Regions from separate parts of the Mus musculus genome. Here all the other regions are linked to region 1. Evidence: chromatin loops called from intact Hi-C (ENCODE). Cell type or tissue: left cerebral cortex. All regions are shown on one strand. Region 1 overlaps Slc9a7 (solute carrier family 9 (sodium/hydrogen exchanger), member 7). Region 2 overlaps Slc9a7 (solute carrier family 9 (sodium/hydrogen exchanger), member 7). Region 3 overlaps Slc9a7 (solute carrier family 9 (sodium/hydrogen exchanger), member 7).

The links. Peaks named below come from ENCODE experiments on the same cell type or tissue, not always from the same donor. Only the 100,000 strongest peaks of a DNase experiment are listed, where the experiment ranks them.
Region 2: a loop joins it to region 1, with 5 times the contacts of the local background. A loop is called at or near these places in 3 of 42 quality-filtered maps.
Region 3: a loop joins it to region 1, with 2.6 times the contacts of the local background. A loop is called at or near these places in 3 of 42 quality-filtered maps.

Annotation. Positions count from the first base shown.
Region 1 is chrX:20,286,914-20,290,913 of GRCm38, reverse strand. All of the region lies in intron 1 of Slc9a7 (solute carrier family 9 (sodium/hydrogen exchanger), member 7), which reads left to right. Among named protein-coding and RNA genes, the nearest start is that of Slc9a7, 2.9 kb to the left of the region's middle. In left cerebral cortex, no CTCF peak of the experiment used is centred here; DNase peaks (open chromatin) are centred at 507, 822, 1,506, 1,970 and 1 more place; H3K4me3 peaks cover 2,020 bases.
Region 2 is chrX:20,170,384-20,174,383 of GRCm38, reverse strand. All of the region lies in intron 5 of Slc9a7 (solute carrier family 9 (sodium/hydrogen exchanger), member 7), which reads left to right. Among named protein-coding and RNA genes, the nearest start is that of Chst7, 110 kb to the right of the region's middle. In left cerebral cortex, no CTCF peak of the experiment used is centred here; no DNase peak of the experiment used is centred here.
Region 3 is chrX:20,160,053-20,164,052 of GRCm38, reverse strand. Slc9a7 (solute carrier family 9 (sodium/hydrogen exchanger), member 7) reads left to right here. Exons shown (of 17, transcript NM_177353.4): 8 at 1,514-1,619; 9 at 1,821-1,909; 10 at 2,012-2,125. Among named protein-coding and RNA genes, the nearest start is that of Chst7, 100 kb to the right of the region's middle. In left cerebral cortex, CTCF peaks have their summits at 1,559 (motif pointing left) and 2,177 (motif pointing left); DNase peaks (open chromatin) are centred at 1,551, 2,134 and 3,610; H3K27ac peaks cover 448 bases.

The DNA.
Region 1 (4,000 bases):
ATGTAAATCTTGACTTGGGTTGCTCATGGTGGTCATCGCAGGTTGGTGCCCACTTCTGATGTTTGTGTTCTTTCATTTCTTGTTAATAAAGTGCAATGAGGAATACAGAGAAAGATGAGCGTGGTTTAGGACCCAGACTGATGACACCACAATGTCAGGCCTAACTAGAGACAGGTACCCTTATGTCTCATTGGGAAGTTATGCCTTTTGCAAGTCAAGGGTAGCTCTTATAACCCTAAAATATAACATACATTTCTGAGTTCGTGGAGAGAAAAGTGATGGTTTTAATCTTGGAGTCAGTCCTCTTTTGTTAAGGATGGGCTGATCCCACTATCCTTTCTGGATTTAGTGATTTAGTAGTATACAGCATATTACATGGGCAAGGCTAGGACATGGATAATAACAGCCACAATCTGAGTCATCCTGTTTTCTCTCTGTGTGCCTCCTGTCACCTCCACCCCCAATGGACTCCAAACTAGAGCCAAGCATTCTTTTTAATTTAATTCAGAGATGTTAACTCCCTCAAAGCAGCATCCTATAGTGGAGAGAGAAGGAGGGAGCCAGGGAGGAAGGGAGGGAGGGAGAGAGAGGGAGAGAGGGAGAGAGAGACTGACTGAGACTCTGATGGACTGTTTCACAAGCTAGAGCATGTTACTTCATCACAGTATATACTCCACTCAATTTCTATTCAGGGATCTCTGACAGAGAATGGAAAGCAGGTAGCTTAATCTTTAATGTGGAAATTACTCTTGGTCCTGGGCCTTACAGGTCTTATGGTTCCTGTTTAGTTATTAATAACCAGGGCTTATGGCTACCAAACCCTTTCAGAAAAATTGTATGAGGGACTAGTGCTGTCAGGAATCTTCCAGTATGGAAGTAGTGGCCTAAATAGATCTTGAAACCAGAAAACCATAAACCTAGTTGGTTATCGGAAAGCACAGGTCTCAGGACAGACTTTGGCCTCCATACCTGCTCATGGAGCCTTTGTAGTTTGTGTTATTTGGTCACAAATGAGTGACATGAGGAAAGCAGGTAAACTGAGATGTTTCCTAGCAGATAGTGAGGAACTGAAGTACGTTGCCATTTTAGGTTATTGACTCAGAGCCACGTTGGAAATGAAGACTGCCTTTGTATGTTTATACAAATCTATGAGAATATATTTATTTTACAAAATTCAGAGCCCACTCCTTAAAGAACAATGTGAAATAGGAAGTACATTTGGTGGGCTCATAAATGCATGTTCAAAGATACAAAAAATAAATGGGGATAAAAATATATTCTGAGGATTATCCTATGTTCATAGAAATTCAGTAATAGTTATCTTTGGCCTTTGTTTCGTTCAAGACAGGGTCTCACACAATAGCTTAGGCTGTCCTAAAACTCACTGTGTAGCCGTGGTTGGCCTTGCATTTCAGGGCAGTTCTGCCTCAGCCTGGGATGACAAGCATGAGCTAGCACACACAGCTCCAGTCATCTTTATTTTAATGCTTAAAGCAATAGTGGGATTTTCTTTTGCTGATATATACTTTAAAATTTCACCTCGGTGTTTTAGCCACTGGGACCACATGCCAGTATGCTGTTTCATTTTGTGGATAGTTGTGCTATAAATGATAAATCTCATAATATACCTGTATAATTTTGTCCTTTGTCTTTAGATCTTCTTGCTGCTTTTAAATGTATTGAGAGGTTTATTTTGTCAGTGTGCGATGTGCTGAGATATGTCAAATATTTATATGTTGTATGATGTGGGTTGTTTGTAATTGTGAGAAAACATTTTTCTGCAGGATATTTTATCTTCCGTTTCAATCTTCTCCTCGATCCAACTCTGAATTCTAATGTTACTTGATTAGCTAATCTTTCATTATATACTTAAGATTATTAGTGATAAGGCAGGAGACTCTGACCTGCACATGCATATTGGTGTGCACACCTGAACATACCTGTGCACGCACATGTATCTACTCACAGACAAAGAAATCAGATTTTATTTCTCCGCGGCAATAGAGGAAGTGAGTAGTTCTCCTGTCTCTGAGTAATGCAGGGCAGGAAGGCTCAGGGGAAGCACTGGTTGAGTATCTGTCTGCTGTGTGATAGGGATGCATAGTAATTTCTGGAAACTACAATTTAAATTTAAAATGCTTGTTATGTTTTTGTAAGTGAAGATGTTCAATTGTGAAATCCCCAAACCCTAAAGTCTTTTTAAAGTCTCATTCTTCTCATCTATTTTATTGGCATATATTCGTAGTACACAGTCCTGGATTTCATGAGAACATTTTAACACAAGTGTTTGGTACACATTGACAGTATTCTCTTCATACCCTGCTGTATCCTCCAGGTTTTTTTCCTCCTGCATTCTGCCATTTACCTTTTTTTTTCATTGAGCAACGTTTTTTCAACCTTCCGAATCCTGTGACCCTTTTATATACTTCCTTATGCTGTGGTGATCCCCAACCATAAAATTATTTTTGTTGCTACTTCATAACTGGAATTTTGTTACTATTCTGAATGGTAAATATTATGAATGTAAATATTTTTGGAAAAAGAGGTTTTCAAAGGAGTTGTGGCCACAGGTTGAGAACTCCTGCTTTAGACATTCAAGCTTCCATTTTCATGTCATGAATATATGCATAATTTTATGTTATATCTATGAAGTCTGGGATTTGCAAATGAGAGAAAATATGCAATATCTGTTTTTTGAGTCTGACTTAATTTACTTATTGCGATAATATGCAGCTGCACACATTTTCCTACACAGCACATAATTTCATCATTCTTGGATGAGTAAAATTCCATTATGTATGTATACCACATTCTCTTTATCCATTTGACAGATACGTAGGTTGGTTCCATAGTTTAGCTCTTGGGAATCCTGCTGCAGTAAACATGGATGTGCAAGTATCTTGTCTTGGAATCCTTTGAGTAAATATCCAGGAGTCTTCCACCTTTTTTCTATTGAACTGATATTTAATTTGACAGAAGTATCTTAGTATTAAACAAATAAACTAGTGTAGTTATAAATACCTCTGGAAGTATATGTAACAAACTAGGCCTTGGTTCCTTAGGGGACAGAACCTCAATGGCTGTGACTTGTGAGTCAAGGCAGATGTCACCATGAACTTTTTTGTCCATTTTGATTTTTGAACTGTAAAAGTGGTGTAAAATTATTTACTTACTACCACATCTATGCCTTCTTTCTGTAGGACTTGTGATGCATGTGCGTCTTACATCACTCACTTTAACACCCACATCTCCCTATTTAAATCATAGTATGTCATTCCACTGTCCCCAAGGAATAGTTATTACAGTAGAAATTTACACCAATAGATCCTGTAGTAGTAAGTACTTGCTCAGGTACAAAAGACCTAAAGATAAAAAGAGACACATTGTGAATGGTTAGCATTTGTGGTAAAAGACAAGGACCAAAAGACACTTATGATCATTTTCCCTGATAGGCCAAGGCAGCTACAAGGCAAAGTGTTCTCAGGCCCAACTTTCCAGGGATTTTGAAAGTAGCCCCCAGACCTTGACATGTTAGCTGTAGACATGTGGGTAAGGACTTAGCACAGCAATAGTCTAACTGTGTTGTTAGGCTAGGGAGCTCCTGGTTGTCTCTGTAGGCGATTTAGCACCATTTTGAAGTTACTGGCTCCTACATGTCTGGCTGTATAGTCCAAAATAAACTGTCAGTTAATTGTGGTTCTCTCTCACATTTACAGTAGTTCTACTTCCTCTATAGTGTTTTTGTGTCAACTCATGTGTATCCATAATAATATAATTGTGCCATAGTAGCCTACCACATGCTTTCTTTTTTTATTAGATATTTTCTTTATTTACATTTCAAATGCTATCCCGAAAGTCCCCTATACCCTCCCCCGCCCTGCTCCCCTACCCACCCACTCCCACTTCTTGGCCCTGGCGTTCCCCTGTACTGGGGCATATAAAGTTTGCTAGACCAAGGGGCCTCTCTTCCCAATGATGGCCGACTAGGCCATCTTCTGCT
Region 2 (4,000 bases), 120 kb after region 1:
AGTACCCAAGGAGCTAAAGGGGTCTGCAACCCTATAGGTGGAGCAACAATATGAACTAACCAGTACCCCAGAGCTCGTATCTCTAGCTGCATTTGTAGCAGAAGATGGCCTAGTTGGCCATCATTGGGAAGAGAGGCCCCTTGGTCTTGCAAACTTTATATGCCCCAGTACAGGGGAATGCCAGGGCCAAGAAGTGGGAGTGAGTGGGTGGGGGAGCAGGCCAAGGGTAGGGTATAGGGGACTTTTGAAATGTAAATGAAGAAAATATTAATAAAAAAGAGAAAATGGTAGTACCCATGTGATATGGGGAAGACTAGGCATCTGCACAGGCCCAAGTGAAGACTTGGTGGTATCAACAAAAATTGCCTTGAAGTTATTCTTTAGCCTGCTTCTATTATTGTGACCCTCATGTCATAGCTATTTTCTATACAAAACTAGTGTAGGGCCAAATAACTAATAATAATATAGTTTAGTTTTGTGAATTCCAAAATTACTGACGTTAAATCTCTCCTAATTGGAGTACTTAGTAAGTGACTAAGTGGGAGTGTGGGGGTAGAGAATCACAGACATCAGAGTTCGATGCATTGCTGGGTATAAGTGGGAAGAGACTAGGTACACTTGCTTGCTTGTTTGCTTTTTGGAAACAGGGCCTCATTGTAGCTCAGCATGGTTTAGAACTCACTGTGAAGCACAGGCTGACCTCATTGCTGCTTTGCCCTTGTAAGTGGTGGTTTACAGGTGTGAACTACTACATCTAGCTGTTTAATGATAAGATTTGGGAATCTGTTCTCCTATGGAGTCTTCTGAGGTCTTATTCTTTGGATAGTTACAGTCTTGAGAATGACTCTCTGAAGAGCCACTGAGATGTTTTTGAGCAGCAAAATATATATAATTCCAACTGTAAGCACTCTTTTGATAAATGCTCACCTGATGATTATGGACCATTGAGCAAGGACTTGGTGTTAAGGGGACTAGATCAGATTGCTTTTTTGTTCCTAAGCCATCTAGCACAAATTCTAGTATGGAATGGTATTGACAGACAGAAAGAAAAAAGAGCTTCTTATTTCAGAAACAAAGAGAGACTAGGATCCCCCACAACACGATTTGAAGCCCTACCTGTCAGTGATCCTCAGCATCTTCTAATGCTGACACCTAGGGGACTAACCCTTTTTTAGTGAAAGTGTGAGGGACATTTATTTAAGTTACACCTAAACCAGGGAAAAGCTCTTCCTTTAGAGGCGACTTTCTTACTCTTGTTATCTCTATACCATCCTCTTTCGGATGCCGCTGTGTGCTGTGGATATTTCCTCACTGTGGTCAGACATAGACTTGCTAAGGAGAAGCACCACAGGGTGCCTTATAAAGCAATAGCAGGAAGAAAGAAGAATTAAGATCCATACCAGTTCTATGTAACTATCTATTGTTATTAGATATGCTTTCAGATCTAAAAATGTGCAATCAAATATGTATTACTTTTACTGTTAATTATAGTATTTAGGCAAACCATGTTCTAAAGTCAGAAAAGTCTTTGAAGTTATATTGTATAATCCACCACTTTGTTAAATGTGATGATTACTTTTAACTGTTCATTTGATTGGTTTAAGAAACACTAGGACATTAATAAGGAATATTTTTGAGTAAGCCTATGAGGACATTAATGGAGGGGGTTAAGACATGCCCTGAGGATGGCCTAGTCGGTCACCAATGGGAGGAGAGGCCCTTGGTCCTGTGAAGGTTCTATGCCCCAGTGTAGGTGAATGCCAGGCTCAGAAAGTGGGTGTGGTGGATTGGTGAGCAGGGGGAGGGGAAGAGGATAGGGGGTTTCGGAGGGGAAACCAGGAAAGGGGCTAACCTTTGAAATGTAAATAAAGAAAATCTCTAATTAAATAAAAAGGCATGCTCTGAATGTGGGTGCTACTTACTCCTTTGGCTGGAGTTCTCTTCTTCTCTTTCCTTCTTTCTTTCTTTCTTTCTTTCTTTCTTTCTTTCTTTCTTTCTTTCTTTCTTTCTTTCTTTCTTTGGTTTTTCAAGACAGGGTTTTTCTGTGTAGCCCTGGCTGTCCTAGAACTCACTTTGTAGACCAGGCTGGCCTCGAACTCAGAAATCCGTCTGCCTCTGCCTCCCAAGTGCTGGGATTAAAGGCGTGCGCCACCATGCCCGGCATTGGAGTTCTTGACTGATTGATCAGTCAGGGAAAAGAGGCAAAGTCAGCTAATATCAGCATTTATCTCACCTTTCTTTCTAATTGTAGACTCAATACAGTCACCTCATGCTCTTGGTACCATTCCTTCACAGTAATGATGTACTATATTCCATCAAACCATGAGCCAAAATAAATCCTTCCTTCTTTAAGTTCTGCTTTTCAGGTCGCTGGTATGAGAAAAGTAACCAGCCTACCAAATCTTTGGACTTTGCTGTGTGTTGAATTCTTCAACAGTTGATGGCTGTTGCATACTTTTTGCCTGCCCATCATATTTACCTGCCACCCTTTCCTCTTTTTCGGCCCCGGAAGTCTGACTTACATAGGTTCCTTTGCTTTCTGCTTTCCTATTAGATTCATTTATAGTGAATGCTACTGGAAGGGGGTTGCAGATATAGGAATCCTGCAGACCAGTTGTACCACTTCATCAGAAGTTACACCTCCCGTCAGATGGCCTAGTTCCTACAACTTCAGGGTCTGGTAACTGTTCCTTGCCCTGAAGCCTTCAGGCCTGTGGGTGAAAGTACCCTGTTTTTTCAGCCTCAAGTACTGTTCTCCCTTCTAGTTTCCCTGTACTCTTGCCACACTTTTATAAATAACTTCCTTATAAAACCCTTCTTAGCTTGCCTTTTGTTTCTTCCCAAGACCCCCTGACTGATAGTATCTAATGACCTAGGTCTCTTGCTTCTAGACTGCCAAGCCTGGGCACTGTTCTTTTTTTTTTTTTTTTTTTTTTTTTTTTTGCTTCCATCAGTTGTGAGTCCCTGAGTCCCCATGTAGCTGTGTGGACAGAACCCCACCCATGGTAGTCCACACTGGGCATATGATGTAACTGAGGAATGAAATTTCTCTTGTATTAATCACTGAGATTTGAGGGATTTCAATACTTAAATTACAGAGCAGCTCAAGAATTGCACAGAGTCTGTTTTCTTACCCTTAAATGAGATTAATAGTAATAATAGCCTCCTCATAGGGTTTTATAAGAACTCAATTATATTACAAAATGCTTAGCATGGTGTCTGCTTTGTGGTAAGTCATCAGCATTTGTGGTTATCGTTGTTAATTTTTCTTCAAGAGCTGCATTTTAAAAAATTTTATTTAATCTTTTTTTTACAATCCAAATTTTATCCTCCTCCCCACCTACCCTCTGACTGTTGCACATCTCATACATTTCCCTACCCCCATGTCCACGAGGATGTCCTCACCCCCCACTCCCCTGCCACACCAGACCTCCCCACTCTCTGGGGCCTCTAGTCTCTTGAGGGTTAGGTGTATCTTCTCTGACTGAGTTCAGACCTGGCAGTCCTCTGCTGTATGTGTGTTGGGGGCCTCCTATCAGCTGGTGTATGCTTGTTTGGTGGTACAGTGTTTGAGAGACCTCTGGGGTCCAGGTTAGTTGAGCCTGCCAGTCCTCCTACAGGGTATCCCTCCCTCTTCATCTTCTTCCAGCTTTTCTCTAATTCCACAACAGGGGTCAGCTGCTTCTGTCCATTGGTTGGGTGCACATATCTGCATCTGACTCTTTCAGCTGTTTGGTCTTTCAGAGGACAGTCATGCTAGGTCCCTTTTTGTGAGCACTCTATAGCCTCAGTAATAGTGTCAGACCTTGGGGCTTCCTCTTGAGCTGGATCCCAATTTGGGCCTGTCACTGGACCTCTTTTTTCTCAGGCTTCTCTCCATTTTTGTCCCTGCAGTTCTTTCAGACAGGAACAATATGGGTCAGAGTTTTTGACTGTGAGTTGGCAACCCCATCCCACACTTGATGCCCTGCATTTTTTTTTAAAAGGCAATTCTTATATA
Region 3 (4,000 bases), 130 kb after region 1:
TTTTGCTCTTTGTAAAATCTCAGGTATACCTAACTAACTACATTTTAAGTGTTGAGAAACCACAAGTAGCCAGTAGTTTCTATGTCAGTAGCACAAATTAAGATAGGTTTGTTTAAAGACCCTGGTACTGAGGGTTTAATTGCTCAGTGAACTTATTTGTGACTTGGTTTTACACACACACACATATTAGTTTGCAAAGAGCAAGTTCTCAGTTCCTGCTTTCAGATCAGAATCTTAGATTGATCGTTCTTTTGATGGTGTACTGAATGGCAGTAGGAGAAGGGAGATCCCTGGTGTTCTTAAAAGTAGACCCCAGCACCTCATTGTTGTCTCAGAAGTTACAGACTTCTTCTCTTTTGTCCCATACCTGGATCAGGTCTTAATGATCCATGGGGATCAGAGCCTGACGAGTCTGTCTTCCCAGGCCTGCCTAAGGCCTTCCAGCTCTATGAGGACTAACCTGTCAAGTCAAACCTGTAGCAACATATTTACTCATAGCATCATAATAATTCATGTACTATCCAACCCACCCATTTAGGGTACATAATTCTATTTCTTTGAATTCCTTACTTTACTAAGTTTAAAAACACAATATATAGTAAAAATTGCTTCAGTACACAATTTAGTTATTAAGTACAGGAGCCAGCAAGATGGCACAATAGTTATGGGCTTTTGCCACCAAGCCTAATGACTTGAGCTTGATCCCTGGAGCCTATGTGGTGAAAGAAAACTACTTCCTACAAGATATCCTCTGACCTTTACATGCTTGCTTAGCACGAACATGTGTATCACACACACACACACACGTGAACTGTTTCACACTAAATTCCCTGTATTGTCTAGGCATTCCTGCTACCTGTTCCAAGAATGCTATTCCTCATCTCAGACAGGCCCTCTGTGCCAATTCAACAGGAATTCTGCACTCTGGCTCTGGTCCTGGTAACCTGTATTCTACTGGAAGGTTTCTTTAATTTGTATGGTAGAGGAATGATCAAATATAGGACCTCTAATGTGATAGGCAAGTGCTTACAATTCATCTACAGTACCAGTAACCAGAAAGCTTAATTTTTAATTTATGTTACTTCAAAATTGAGCCGGGTGTGGTTGTGTCACCTTTAATCCTAGCACTTGGAAGGTAGAGGCCAGTGGATCTCTGTGAGTTTAAGGCCAATCTGATATGCACAGTGAGTTCCAGGCCAGCCAAGGCTACACAGAAAAACCCTGTCTCAAAAAGAAAGGAAGGAAATAAATAAATAAACAAGCAAGCAAACAAATTAATAAATATCTGGTCAGGGATGTGTGGCCCAATGGTGGATGGAGTACTAGCATAGCATATTTTGGGCTCTTAAGTTCCATCCCAACATTGTAACATTTAAAATAAGAGATAAGACCCTCCAAGGATGTATAGGGAATGGCTGGCCCTCAGAGAGGGGGCTCTCAGACTAAAAGAATAGGGATCTCAAGTGTCCCTGCTGCCCCTGCCCAGAGCTGCTGTCCTTAACCTGGTGCTGACGTGACCAAGTTTACTAAGCTGCACTGCTTCCCCCTGCTGGAGACAGCGCTTTTTTTCCTGATGTCCTGGAGTACCTTTCTCCTGGCGGAAGCCTGTGGGTTTACAGGTAGGTTTACTGCTGGGCTGCAGCAGGGCCTGTAAGAGAGGGAGGGAGAGAGGAAAAGAGGGAGGAGCAGATGAAAGGCGGTAGGGGGAGGGAGGGAAGGAGGATTGGAGTTAGGCAAGTCTCGCATGCCATGGATTTTCATGTCAGTAGATTTTTTTGGTCTCGTCTTTCCCATTGACGTTTAGAAACTCTTTTTGACAGGTGTTGTAGCTGTCCTTTTCTGTGGGATTACACAAGCTCATTACACATATAACAACCTGTCAGTAGAATCTCGAAGTCGAAGCAAGCAGGTAAGAGTGGTCCTTGAGCCCGCTGGGCTGCCAAGTAGCTGGACAGGAGGAATGCAGCCAGGAATGCAGTGTTCACAGCCTCCCTTTTCCTTCTTCCTGCAGCTTTTTGAGGTGTTACACTTCCTGGCAGAGAACTTCATCTTTTCCTACATGGGCCTGGCACTGTTCACCTTCCAGAAACACGTTTTCAGCCCCATTTTCATCATCGGTGCTTTTGTATCCTTTTCCTATTTGACATTGTAGACAGAAGTGACCTCTGCTGGGAAAGGCATGCAACTACTAAGAGGATTCTGACTCTGATTAGAATGGGTAGCTGGGTCCGTTCTAGTTCAGTGTATTTGTAGTGGGGTAGGGAGTGGGGGTGGGAAGCTTCCTAAAGCTGAATATATTTGATTTCTAGGGCTGTCTTTTTTTTTCTGGCATTCTCTGTTCTAAGCTAGTGTTTGTTGGGCAGTCATTTGTTTTGTAGAGTTCTGTCCTGATTAGATCTAAAAGTCAATAACCATGCCAGACCCCAGAATTATTGTAGATATGCTATTGTCGCTATTGTCATGTCAGCTGTAACAGAGTCAGTTCCCTGGTTCTAGTGATTAGAAGGTTCCACTCTTCTTGCTCTCAGCTGCAGATTCTAGCTTGGGTAGCCCCAACCCATGCTGCCTTTGTGTGTGTGTAGACAGTGTCCATACTTTCAGCTAAGCTGCCCTGCCCCTTAGATTATGCTGGGAGAGACTTCTTTGTTTTTTCTAAAACAGGAAGGAAGAGAGGTTTGAAAGAAGGAAGAGATGAGGAAAAAAGAACAGATAAAAAACTGATAGAATTGAAGGGGAGGAGGAAGGAATGAGAAAGAGGATGAGAAGAAAAGATAAAACTTCTTTGACGTCAACCCTTGGGGATGTAATATTTCAGAAGTGGGGCATTTTGGGTGCTTGGGTTAGATAGGAGGGAGGGATGTGAGTGCCCTGGAGTGGCTCAGCAGCTGATGGCTTTGCTCACATGGTCTTAGATACCATTGTACTATTGTCACTGAAGTCACTTTTCTGGGGCAGGATTTTTAAGATCTGTTCCTATTGATTTTTTACATTTATTTATTTATTTATTTAGCCTTTTCAAGGCCTCATGGGAATCCTTAACTCTTCTAGAAAGAATGTTTTTTTTCTTCTGGGAATTTGGTTTCATGTGCAAGAGTGTAGGGCTGCCCCTCCTTAGCTGCTAGATAGTGACAGTGCCAGAATCCTAGTTAGGATCTTACTGAGTGGCTTCACATAGTCACTAAAAAACAGCTTAATTTCCGTGGGATTGGCTTTCCTTCACTAAGACTTGGCATGTTGCTTTGATTTGTATTTCCTGCATGGCATCCTGGAAGAGATAGTGGGAGGAGGGCCTTGTTTACAGATCAGGGCCTCTTGGCTGGGTGAGCCACATCCTCTGCGAGTCCAAAAAGGCTTCTGACCACTTGAGGCTTTTTCTTTCACCTCTGAGTAGAATGTGCTTTACAAGCACTGTCATTTCCTTTTGTTAACAACAAAATCAAACAAGGAAAGGAGAAAGAAAAAACAAAAAAGGCAGAAAAACACTTTGCACTTTACCCTGGAGGAAGTAGAAGATAGTTTGTCCCTGGCTTCTGTCTGAGACAGCTGTGGCTCCTGCAGCTGGTGCATTGCTGGACGGAAGCTCTGTTTGCTGGCTCCTGTCTGAGTTTCCTTCTCTGACCAGGGGATTGGGCAGCTCTCTCTGTTGGGTGCTGTTTAAACTTGGCAAGGAAAAGATGACCAGTTTCCCTGAATTCTTTGCTTTTCACAGCAGAACCCCTTTTTCTTATTCATCCTTTTCTACATTTTACACTCCCAAGGAGCAGTAAAGCTACATAAGCAGAGAACTCTCTCTGCGTTAATTTGTATGAGAGAATGTCTGTTTGTGGTAAGAATACGCAGTTTCTTCACTTCTAATTTTCCTGAGCTCCCTGGGCCTTGAACTCCCTGATGTTTGCTTGCAAATGAAGCTTGTTGGCTCTTTCCCAGCAAACTTTCTACAGTTCGAATCTAGGCTTACTTTTCTTTCTTGCCATTCTCTTTTAAATAGAGCCCAACATAG